Linked DNA regions of Mus musculus: region 1 is linked to region 2. A link is a contact called in ENCODE Hi-C or POLR2A ChIA-PET data. All regions are on one chromosome and are shown on one strand. Each heading gives the region's core, a stretch centred on a gene start or an enhancer-like site at or near the end of the contact. The rest is flanking DNA. Distances are from core to core; before and after follow the strand shown.

Region 1 (6,219 bases), core at 3,211-5,710, 91 kb before region 2:
TGTTAAAAGGAAGGGAGCCGTTCATTCTCTGGTTCAGTGAAGCCTTAGTCTGTGGTTTAACTGTATAATCCAACATCACCCAACAGAGCATTCACACGCTCTACCTCTCTCTCTGAATTCTCTTTGTGTTTCTAGGAGACAAGAATCCTGAGGAGATGGAGTCTCTTGAGGAAGTGGGATTGAGGCACCTGTCACATGAGGCGCTTTTCTGCTCACAAATCTGGCAGCAGGTTAGCAGGGACCTAATGAAGGCTGGAGACTGCAGAGTAAGCATCAGGGAAACTGGCTCTCCGTTGAAGCGAGATGATGCACATGGTGCAGACAGGAAGTACAGCAAACATTCCGGTCAGAAACCATGGCTCCAACTCCACTGTGGAACAGATGGTGGTGAAGAACCTTACAGAGAGGAGAGGAGCGAGAAAGACTCTTGGGACTCTCCTCTGCAGGCTAACGGGCGACCCCCCGCAGGAGAGAAGAGGTATAGGTGTGAAAAATGTGACCACGCCTTCTGTCGGTTATCGGGTCTCCAAGCCCATCAGGTGAGGCACACTGGAGAGAAGCCATACAAGTGTGAGGAGTGTGGCAAGGGCTTCACTCGGGCCTCCACCCTTCTGGACCATCAGCGGGGCCACACTGGAAACAAGCCCTATCAGTGCCATGCTTGCTGGAAGAGTTTCTGTCACAGCTCGGAGTTTAACAATCACATAAGAGTCCACACGGGAGAGAAACCCTATGTATGCGAGGAGTGTGGGAAAGGCTTCAGCCAGGCCTCCCATCTCCTGGCCCATCAGAGAGGCCACACTGGAGAGAAACCCTACAAATGTAGCACGTGTGGGAAGGGCTTCAGCCGGAGTTCAGATCTCAACGTTCACTGCAGAATCCACACGGGAGAGAAACCCTATAAGTGTGAGACGTGTGGGAAAGCCTTTAGTCGGGTCTCCATACTCCAGGTGCACCAGAGGGTCCACAGTGAAGACAAACCGTACCAGTGCGCAGAGTGTGGGAGGGGCTTCACTGTAGAGTCACACCTTCAAGCGCACCAGCGCTCCCACACGGGAGAGAGACCCTATCAATGTGAGGAGTGCGGGCGAGGCTTCTGTCGGGCCTCCAACTTTCTGGCTCATCGTGGAGTCCACACAGGCGAGAAACCGTATCGATGTGACATATGCGGAAAACGCTTCCGGCAGAGGTCCTACCTCCATGACCACCACAGGATCCACACGGGAGAGAAACCTTACAAATGTGAGGAGTGTGGGAAAGTCTTCAGTTGGAGCTCATACCTCAAGGCCCACCAGAGAGTTCACACAGGAGAGAAACCATACAGATGTGAGGAGTGTGGGAAGGGTTTCAGCTGGAGCTCAAGTCTCCTAATTCACCAGCGCGCCCATGCAGAGGATGAGGGTCGCAAGGATTTGCCTGCATCAGAAGGCTCACAGGGGAAACAAACTCTATAATGTTTTATAGTTTGATATTTCAACTGGAAGCTGAAAGGTCCCAACTCTTAGAGTTCTCAAGGGAGTTGTAGTATTAGTATTTTGACTGGACCAGGATGCATTTTGATGCTTGGGAGACCACAAGCAGAGAAGCCTTGTAAGTTGGAGCCATGTAGACTTCAGTCAGAACCTTGACCTTTAACACATGGAGACAGTAACCAACCGGGGGAAAGTTGAGTGTGACCTGGAGGTATCTCAAAGGAAGGAACCAGATCACTTTCTTATGTTGCTGGTTGCAACCCCGTGTGGGGCTTCATTACCGTAAGTGACAGTCACAAGATATTTAGGAACACTACAAGCTTTCTGCATATCCAGGGACCAAAACCTCAGAATTCAACAGGTTCTAGGAGCTTCTGGCAGCTCTTACCCATGATGCAACTGTGTGACTTCACTGCAGCCTTCCTCAGAACACACCATCACCACACACAGGGCCCAGCCTCTCTGCTCAGGGTCGGCGTTGTTGTCTATGACAAATTGCATGGCTTTCTACAGTACACATGCTTTCTGTTCTTCCGGAAGCGTTGCTCACGGAGCTTTCCTGTTCTCGGTCTTCTAGTTCAGCTGCAGACTCTGTTGTGTGTCTCAGTGGGATTTTGACCATCCTCATTACTCCCCTTTACAGAAAGTGTTCCACGGCACTACTGTGCAAGTTAGGTTTTGTGGTTAATAAATTACCACTTACTGAAATTGTTTAAAATACATTTCTTCCCAATTAATAGTACATGTTTGAATTGTATATCTACATTGCGTACCTATATTCACAAGCAGTGCCTAAGACATCATATGCCTTCAGTAAACTGTTAAGCCAGCCTTGAGAAAGACAGTCACTTGAAAAATTTTTATTCAGTCTGCCAGCTGCAGTGGATGCAAAGCATGGAGTTTCCTGAAGAGGCTAAAGGAGGAAACAACATTTAATTCATATATGGTCTCAGAAAAATTTCCAAAAGAGGGCTGGAGAGATAGATGGCTCAGTGGTTAAGAGCACTGGCTGCTCTTCCAGAGGTCCTGAGTTCAATTCCCAGCAACCACACGGTGGCTCATAACCACCTGTAATGGGATCCGGTGCCCTCTTCTGGTGTGTCTGAAGACAGCTACAGCGACAGTGTACTCACATACATAAAATAAGTAAATCTTTAAAAAAATTCCAAAAGAATTAGAAAGCAAGAAAAAGGAATTGCATATTTAAAATAATCAATCTATTTTTATGCCAAAAGTGGTTTCTGAGTCAGCTATGGGCCACAGTAACTATCTCCAACTTGAGTCTAAAGTCAGTGAAATAAACACGGAGCTCAGTTGATTGAAAAGAAAATGATGAGAAACAAGCTAATGAAATAAAGGCAAGCTCTCACTGTATAGGCAACAGCTTCCATCATTTCTTGTAAAGAAGCAGGGACTGAGAAACTTCAGGAGACCAAGGAGAACAAAGCCAGTTTTGGCGGAGAAGGGGCCGGGGGCGGGGCCGGGGCGGAGCTAGTAGAAGCGAAGGGGCGGGGTAGAGGAGAAGGCAGTAGGGACAGAAGGAACTCTGAGACAGCTGAGCCAGGAGAAGCTGAGCTGAGTAGACAGGCAGAGCCGATGTTATAGCTTGGAGCGGTTAGAATGGGGAAAGCCGGAGAAGGACTGTTTACGCTGTTGGAAAACTGAGGGAGGAGTGGCCGGGAGAAATGTTTGAAGGGGCCTGGGCTGGAAACTGGAAGGAGGGAGTTAAGAGAATGGGTTATGCTGTGAAACAGCCAGCCATTTACATCTAGAATTACTACTACGTTGATCAATGGTAATATATTTAACTTTTCTAAGAGCAACTTTAAAAAATACACAGCTGTCCGCTTTGTATTCTTGCCATCAACATGCGATAGTTCAGTTCTCACATGTTATCATTTTCCCCCCACAAGGTAATTTGCCTATATCCATTTCTTTAAAAAAAATTCTAAAGATAAACATGTCCATGTTTGCTACTCTTATTTCTATTGAAATTGCTGAACCATGTTTGAATCTTCACTCCTTTTAAAAAGTTGGCTCTTGTGCTGGGGTTTATGAGTTTTCAAGGGCTGGCAAGGTGGCTCAGCAGGTAAACACTCCTGTTGCCCAGCCTGACAACCTGAGTTGGGTCCCCTGCACCCACATAGTGACTGCAAGGAGATTTACTCCTGTACGCTGTCCTATGACTTCCTCATTTGCGCTGTAACTGTGAGACCCCGAGCGTTCCCCCAAGCCCGTTTTCCCCGATCTCTGGGGATACAGCCAGAAAGAAGCTCTTTGTTCTCTATAGCCAGCAAAAAGCTTTTTTTTTTTTTTTTTTTTTTTTTTTCTGTGCCTTACAACCAGAGATGCGATAATTGTAGGAAGACCTAGCCAGGCCCTTGCTTGGCTCCCTGTGCCAAGGACACGGAGATAGACACAGGAGAGGAGCTATAGCTCACTCCCCCACCTCGCCAGAGAAGAACTGTTGCCAACTCTCCTCCCAACTCCTCCCAATTCCTCACTTTTCCTTTAAAAGACCCCCCCCCTACTGTTACCTCTGGGGGCCGAACTCCCCTGCCCTGCGCGGTCCTCAGCTAGCTGACAATAAAGCCTCTTGTGGTTTTGCATCAGGTGTGGTTTTATTGGGGTGCCAGCTCATCCCGGGACTTGAGCGGAGGTCTCCCCAGTTTCGGGGGTCTCACATAACATGCACGCACGCTCCCCACGCATGCATGAACACACCAATAAATGATTTATTTTATTTATTTATTTATTTTAGTATTTTGGAAAGTTTATTTATTCACTCACTTATTTATTTATTTATTTATTTATTTATGGATGTTTTCTCTGCATGTTTTGTCTGTGTACCTTGTACATGCAGTGCTCGAGGACGCCACGAGAGAGCGACGGGTCCTCCGGAGCTGGAGCAACTACGGTTTTGAGCTCCGCAGTTAGTAGCGCTCTCCGCACCACGTCATCTCTCCAGCGCCAAAGCCTATACGTCCTAAGGCAGACATCCTCCAATGTAAAGACGTTGCTGTCCAAGACTTTCTTAGGGAGTATGGGAAATGAAAAACAACAGGGAAATCCAATACGGGAGGATGGTGCTCCTCCCCTAGCTTCGGGACCGGCCACCCGCGCCTCTGCATCCTCACTTCCGTTACCACTGAGGGAGCCGAGCGTCACGCACGGTTTCTCCACGCGGAATTCTGGGAACTCGTCGGCTTCAGGCTAGCCTGTAGCCATCTGTCCCCCTGGATTTGAGTTATTTTAGCCAGGAACCTCCAGAATGACCCGCTAGATGCTTCTGAGATCGACAGCAATTGCGTCTCGGGTGAAAAGGAAGGAGCGAGGTTTGAAAGGTAAGGAGCAGCGGCGAGCTCCGGAGGGAGCGTCCTGGTGCCTGCAGGCCCTCGGCGCGAGCGGCTTCTGCAGTGCCCCCGCCCCGCCCCGTCCCCGCAGCCCCCTCTCCCTGCCTGCAGCCCTCTCTCTCCCATTCCGCAGCTCCCCTCCCCTCCTGCCCGCAGCCCTCTCCTGCCTTCAATCTCCTTCTCTGGTCCTGCAGCCCTTTCTTGCAACCCACTCTCCCTGCCCTCAGACCCCCTCTTCCGGCCCGCAGCAGCCCTCCCGCCTGCAGCAGCCCTCCCCTTCTGCAGTTTCCCTCTCCCCTCGTTACCCCCCTCCCTCCCTGCAGCCCTCTTTTCCTCTCTGAAGCCCCCTCTCCCTTCCTGTAGTCCCCCTCACTCCTGCAGCCACCTCCCTCCTGCAGCCCCCCTCTCCGCCTGCGGCCACCGCTCCCCTTCTGCAGCTCCCTCCCTGCTCCCGCGGCGCCCACCTTCTCCACCCCCTAGTCGGCTCTGCTTCTGCCCCTGCCGCACTAGCAGATCTCTCTGTGCATATCTTGGGTGTTCTGCAAAAGACAGACATTAGACCTTCCTAGTAGCATACTTGGAGAGAAAAAAAAAAAAAAAAGGATGGTGAAACACTCAAAACTGCCTGGCATGCAGGTCTCATGGAGAGACCATAGTAATACTTCATCCAGTTCTTGGCCGTCACAGTTGTGACCCATCTATGACCTTTAGAGGAAGGAGCTGGCTGCTTGCAGCAGGTACTGGGGCAGGAACTGTGAGATGTAATGTAGGGAATTTTATAATTTTACAATTTTTGGTTTCCCTGCAGCCCTGACTTCCCAAAAAGCAGTGCTGGAAGCCATAAGTGACTAAGATTGGCTGACGCTGGAGGATGTGTGGGTCGTACACCTGGGATTAACTTTTATTAGAGGTGAGTCTATACAGAGTGTTGTGCCCAGATGGCAGAAACCCCGAAGAGACCACCAGGCACCACAACTCGGAAGCAAGCACACGAACATCCTTGTCCTACTTTGAACTTGGGCCACAGACCTTCCCGATGGGACAGGAAGGAGAGTGACCCCCAGCACTAGGTGAAGGGATGGATAAAGGAAAAAAAAAAAACCCACAAGCGGGGGTTTCTAAGCCTTGGCACTGCATGAGAGGGTAAAAGAGTTTTCTTTCCAAGAACCCAAGGGTGGGGGCCATATCCCAGGCTAGCCTCTGACAATAGGCTGTTCAAACCCACATTTTACTGGTCCAAGCTCCCAGAGGAAGCCAGCCAGTATCATGAATATAGGTTAGCACTGGCTTGCAGGGATCTTGAGAGCGGGCTTTGTACATTTATTGAGACCTGTGTGTGTGTACGTGTGTGTGTACATGTGTGTGTGTGTACATGTATGGACGCCGGATGTCAA
Region 2 (5,672 bases), core at 2,853-5,352:
CTGTGCCTTCATTTTCACTGAATTCTAGAAAGTCTTTAATTTCTTTTTTTTAAAAAAGAACTATTTATTTTATGTATATAAGTACACTGTAGCTGTCTTCAGACACACCAGAAGAAGTCATCAGATCCCATTACAGATGGTTGTGAGCCACCATGTGGTTGCTGAGAATTGAACTCAGGACCTCTAGAAGAACAGTTAGAACTCTTAACCACTGAGCCATCTCTCCAGCCCCAGAAAGTCTTTACTTTCTTTCTTCATTTTTTTCCCCTGACCAAGTGATTGAAGAAGTCGTTTCTTGTTTCTTTAGAAACTCAATTGTGTCTCGTGGTGTTTTGCAGAAAGCTGTCTTGTGAGAGGACAAGAGATGATTTGCTAACAAAAGACACTTGGATGGCATGTGAGGTTTAGAAAGATGATAAGCCTCACAGACAGTGAGAGGATGCTTTTGCATTGGGGTGCTGTGCAAGGCTTTGCCGGTCTTTGCTGGTTTTCACTTCATAGAAAGAAACAAAAGATTAGCACAGCCATTAAACTCCTGTCAACTCCCCTGGCCATCACAGAATGAGCTTCGTTATCAACACTTTCATGAACACAGGTGAAGTGGAAACTTCTAGTTCTTTGGAAAGCCATTTATGCCAAATGATGTTTTGCTGGGGCACACAGGTGAAAGGATGTCTTGCTAAAGCAAACACGTGAAAGACTGTTTTCCTGAAGCAGACACAGGTGAGAGGATGTTTTGATATAGCAAACATGTAAAAGGATGTTTGAGGAAGGAGTATAAAGATGACCCCACAGACAGTGGGAGGCAAGCACTGAGCTTTGGTTTGGTTTTCTCTGCCTCGCTATTCTTTGCACGGATGTATTGGTTCACCTTGTATAGCATTATTGAGCTCAACTTGTGATAACGCAGCCATTGAGGGAAACTCGCTCAAGAACTGCTCATGAAGTTCCTGCAACAGCTTGCCATTTCAGCAGCCCTGCCTCAGCCTGGTTGGTGAGCCTGGCGGTTTCTTTAGGATTGAACTATGGCTGCCTGGTGTCTGCTTGCTGAGAGGACTGGACTGCAGCTGATAGTTTGTGCCTGACATCTGCCTGCCTAGAGGACCGGTCTGAAGCTTTGATTCAATCAGGAATCTGTGTGTCCAAACCCTAAAGGTCCTTCTTCCCAGTTGGTTTTTGATTAATCAATAACGATGCCAACAGCCAATGGCTGAGCACGGGGAAGGACCCTTAGAGTTGAGGAATGAAGAGAATCTCCATGAAGAAGGATAGGATGCAGGAGCAGCAGGAAATAAAGCCAGCCAGCTATGTGAGATTTCAGGTAAGTGGCTGCTGGCCACTTCCCTGACTGGGCCTGGGGTAACGGAGGAAGATTTAAGAGTGTCTAGCCTTTGAGGTAGCCAAGGCATTTTACAAATAAGCTAATATGTATGCGTCTTTCATTCGTGGATCCAAAGATAGCTCCTGGGTGGGTGCATGGGTGTGATCTGCCAGGAGTCAAAGTGGTGCAGCAAAAACTCATCACTACACTGGAAACATTTCCAAAAGTAGGAGAAAACTCCCTGTTCTAGATGGGCTCCTGTTACTGTGATAAAACACTGAGCAAAATCAATTTGGAGGAAAAAGGGTTTGTTTGGATTATACCTGCCAATCGCAATCAGTCACTGAGGGAAGCCAGAGGAGGCATTGGAGCTGGAACCACAGAGGAACACTGCCAACAGGCTTGCTGTCCATGGCTTGGTAGGTGTTTGTTTTTTTGTCTTTTCATGTGGGATCTCACTATGTAGCCCTGGCTGTCCTGGAACTCACTATGTGGACCAGGCTGGATTCAAATGTATTGAGATCCTCCTGCCTCCACCTCCTGAGAGATGAGATCAAAGCCACCAGGCCTGGCTACTAAGCTTGCTATTTTATACAACCTCGGAGCACTTGCTCAGGGATAGCAGCATTCACAGCGAGTGGGGCTCTCCTACACCAGCCATTAATAAAGAAAATGCCTCAAAATTGCCTACAGACCAGTCTCATGGAGGCATCTTTGTAGTTGAGGCTTCCTCTTCCCTGTTAGTGTCAAGTTGACAACCAGCCTGTAATTCCAGCCCCACAGGACCTGACACCCTTTTGTGCGCGCTCTCTCTCTCTCTCTCTCCCTCTCCCTCTCCCTCTCCCTCTCCCTCTCCCTCTCCCTCTCTCTCACTCACACACACACACACACACACACACACACACACACACACACGTAAAAATGAATCTGGTTTTTAAAAGAATTGAATGGGTGTGTACCAGTAGATTAAATAGAGTTTATACTCTTCTCTCTGTGGCACACAGTTCTATATATACACCAATAACCTGAGCTACAGTTTACAGCAGATTCCGAGACTCAGGGCTCCTGCAACCACCCATGGTGAATGGACATGTTTTTGTTAAGTTTTAGGGAGGAAGTGGGAATGAGAGTGTGACACTGAGTTGAGCAGTCCTTTGGGCAAGAGGCTTATTAGCATAGTTACTGCAGCACGGTGGGCTCTGAAGTGGATTTTCAGTGAAACGGAGACAAAATAATAATCTTCTTATAATTTGTAGTAGTTTATTTTTATTAATTTACTAACTAATTAACTAATTGTGTGTGTGTGTGTGTGCATCAGTGTGCTACAGCAACTTTGGTGGAGGTCAAAGGAAATTTACAGGGGTCAGTTCCCTCTTTCCACTATGTGTATTTCAAGGACTGAACTCAGGTCCTTGAACTTGGTTGGGCAAATGCCTTTATCTGCCAAGCAGTTTTGCTGGCCATAGGCATTATGTTGTACCTATAACCCTATGGGGACTAGGGAGTGGGGTGTGGTGGTTTGGATAAGAGTAGCCTCTGCCCAAAGTTCAAATATTTGAATGGTTCTTCATAGCCTGGTGTCATGCTTCCTACTGTGATGATAATGCACTAAACAAGCCCCCAAATAAAAGCTCTCTATCTTAAGAGTTGCCTCTCTATATCTTGGTCATGGTGCTTCTTCACAGCAACTTAACAGTGACAAAAATAGTCTGTATTCTACTACCAGGTCATTTTCCCAGCCCCTCTCTAGAAGATTCTAGGCGGGTGTCCCCTCACATCTCACGGGATTCTGTGAAGGGATTCGGACTTTGCTGCTCAGTCAAGCGCCTATAGCTTCACAACTGAAGTTCTAGCTTTTATAATGCAGTATAATATGGATGTTGGTATTCTGTCTGAACTCCACCCCCACAGTTACCTGGCAACAGCCAGGTAGGCCTGGCCCGCTAGAAAAGGGGCTGCTTGCCCCCTCATCCCTCTCTTACTCGCTCTTACTCTCCTACTCTTGCCTCTCTCTCTTGCCTCTTGCCCTCTTGCCCCCCCTCCCTCCCCATTTCCTTCCCTCTGCTCTCTCCGCGTGATCATGGCCAGCCTCTACTTCTCTACTCTCTCCTTCTCTCTGCCTTTCTCTGCCTCTACTACTCTCTTAACTCCCCTCCCCATGCCCTAAATAAACTCTATTCTATGCTATATCGTCATGTCACTGGTCCCTCTGAGGAAAGGGATGCCTTGGCTTGGGCTCGCTGAGGGACCCCCTCCCCCACACCTCACCACACCCCATAGAACACATTTTTTTTTACCTCTATATCTTATTATAATCACAACAGTGGGGCTTCAATGTTTTAAAAAGTATCCACAGCAGGACTTGGTGTCCCATGCCCTTAATACCAGTACTTGGGAGGCAGAGGCAGGGAGGTTTATGAATTCGATGCCACCCTGGATTACAGAGGCAGTTCCAGGACAGCCAGGGCTACACAGAGAATCTCTACCTGGGGTGGGGGTGAGGGGAGAAAAAAAGCGACCACCACCAACAACTTACTACAATTGTCTTTCATGCCATTTTACAAATGAATAACAAACAAACAAAAACAAAAACCAAAAACTCCCAAATCCCGAAAAGCAACTCAGGAGAACAAGTTTCCAAAAAAGCTATATCCAAGGACCTAACTACCTAACAGCTGTTAAAACAGCTAGGCGGTTAACCAAACTTTAGCATTCTGGGAAATGTAGTCCCAAAAGAGCACCAGAGCTAGGTGCTTCCACTGAGGCATTCTGGGAATGGTAATTCCCGCTCCAGAGGCTGCCAAAGTCGCTTCCACTTCCGCAAACCAAGGCGGCCTGGTGGTACTTCTGGTGAAGTGAGATCCTGAAGCTTTTCTGTGGCCCTGTACGCCCTTGCTCCTGGTATGCCTCCTCGGGGACCGAGTCCGCTGCTGGGGAGAAGTGAGAGGCGGAGGGATGGGGTGGGGGGGGGGCACTCCTCTTTCTTGGGCCCTTCCTGAAGTGGCGCTGCTCAGGATTATTGGACCCATCTCAGCTGCTTGTGGAGCCCCAGGGAGAGTCTAGCTTTCCACTGGAGTCTATCAGAGGAACGGTGATGGCAGATAGCAGTGCCCTAAAGCCTTAAGTAGTATGCAACTCTGGTTGTGATGTGGTGATGCGATGCGATGCGATGCGATGCGATGCGATGCGATGCGATATAATATGACTTACTTACTTTGAGAGGTAGGCGTGCCACAGCTTGTATACTGACAAGATCAGAAAGCAACTTTTGGAAGTTCAGTCACTTCTTCCACTGTGTGGGGTCCAGAGACTCAGGGGATCAGTTTCAGCGACAGTGGCCTTTATCTGCTGAGCTTTAGGTTTTTATAGGTCGTTATCTTTATGCACGTGGGAAAAGAGACTTTGTGGAGGCTCTTGCAAATGAGCAATGATTACTAGTAATTAAGCCTTTTACAGCAAGACAGAGGGATAATTTCACTCCCATGTATGCAAACAGTAACATGTAAGATAGCTGTCACAATTGACAGACCCTTCTGAGAGTGGTGGTCAGTCAAGACACAGCATGCATCTTAAACATTTGGTTTTTTTGGAAAACCCATCACCACAGCAGCCTTGTGAAGGTAAGAGTGCCCAGCACCCCTGAGCTTCCAGAAATAGAGAATGTGGTGAGTGAGTCTGGTAACCCGGAGGCTTAGTAGGAAGTAGGCAGAAAAGCCTGGTCAGCGCGCACAGCCCTTGGGGCTGATGGAGAAGCTGAGGAAGCCATGTGGACCAACTGTCCTAGCAGTGTTCTCACGAAGCCCCTCTTCCCCAGCTTGCTTCCCAGAGCCCTGCCTTGTCTCAAAGAGAAGAGAACAATGACCAAGTTACAGGTAAGTCGGGTTGCTTCCCCCATTCCCCGCAGTGCTAGGGATTGGAAACAGGACCCCTGCATGCTGGGCAAGTGCTCTACACAGAGCCTCTCTGAACTGCATGAAGGAAGAGGGGAAGTTGCTGAGAAGGAAGGTCTGGAAGGAGGAGGGATAAGAGGACGGTGGGACATGTGCTCAAAGTGCACTGCACACGAGAAAGTGTACAAGGATAAGTAAAATAAGTTGAACTAGAGAAAGTGGGTTGGAGAGATGGCTCAGTAGTTAAGGGCAGTTTGGTTCCCAGCAGCCACATCTGATAGTTTACAACTGCCTGTAACTCCAACTCCAGGGTGTCCAGTGCCCTTTCCTAACTTCCCAGGGACCTGCACACATATATACACACAGACACACATACATTTAAAAAACTGTTAAGTTCACTTATATTTTAAAGGTGACATCATTTTCCAAAGTTTGCCTAATTTTATTCTGCAAATAAATAC

What was found. A loop is a pair of places that touch in the nucleus more often than their neighbours do. ChIA-PET counts read pairs that join two places held with the same protein, here RNA polymerase II (POLR2A).
Region 1: a loop to region 2 is called in a map of left cerebral cortex, with 10 times the contacts of the local background. The contact joins the promoter of Zfp61 here to the promoter of Zfp111 in region 2. A Hi-C loop is called at or near these places in 1 of 37 maps with a recorded cell type or tissue (left cerebral cortex). POLR2A ChIA-PET finds 5 or more read pairs at or near these places in 4 of 5 experiments (Patski and embryonic stem cell).

What each region holds. Positions count from the first base shown.
Region 1 is chr7:24,297,790-24,304,008 of GRCm38, reverse strand. It overlaps Zfp61 (zinc finger protein 61), which reads left to right and starts at 4,460. Exons shown (of 7, transcript NM_009561.2): 1 at 4,460-4,816; 2 at 5,634-5,735. It overlaps Zfp94 (zinc finger protein 94), which reads left to right. Exons shown (of 6, transcript NM_001199321.1): 6 at 136-2,305. The coding sequence ends at 1,454. Gm51470 (a long non-coding RNA gene) reads right to left here and starts at 159. Exons shown (of 3, transcript XR_003946725.1): 1 at 105-159.
Region 2 is chr7:24,206,579-24,212,250 of GRCm38, reverse strand. It overlaps Zfp111 (zinc finger protein 111), which reads left to right and starts at 4,102. Exons shown (of 4, transcript NM_019940.2): 1 at 4,102-4,222; 2 at 5,136-5,193. The coding sequence starts at 5,179.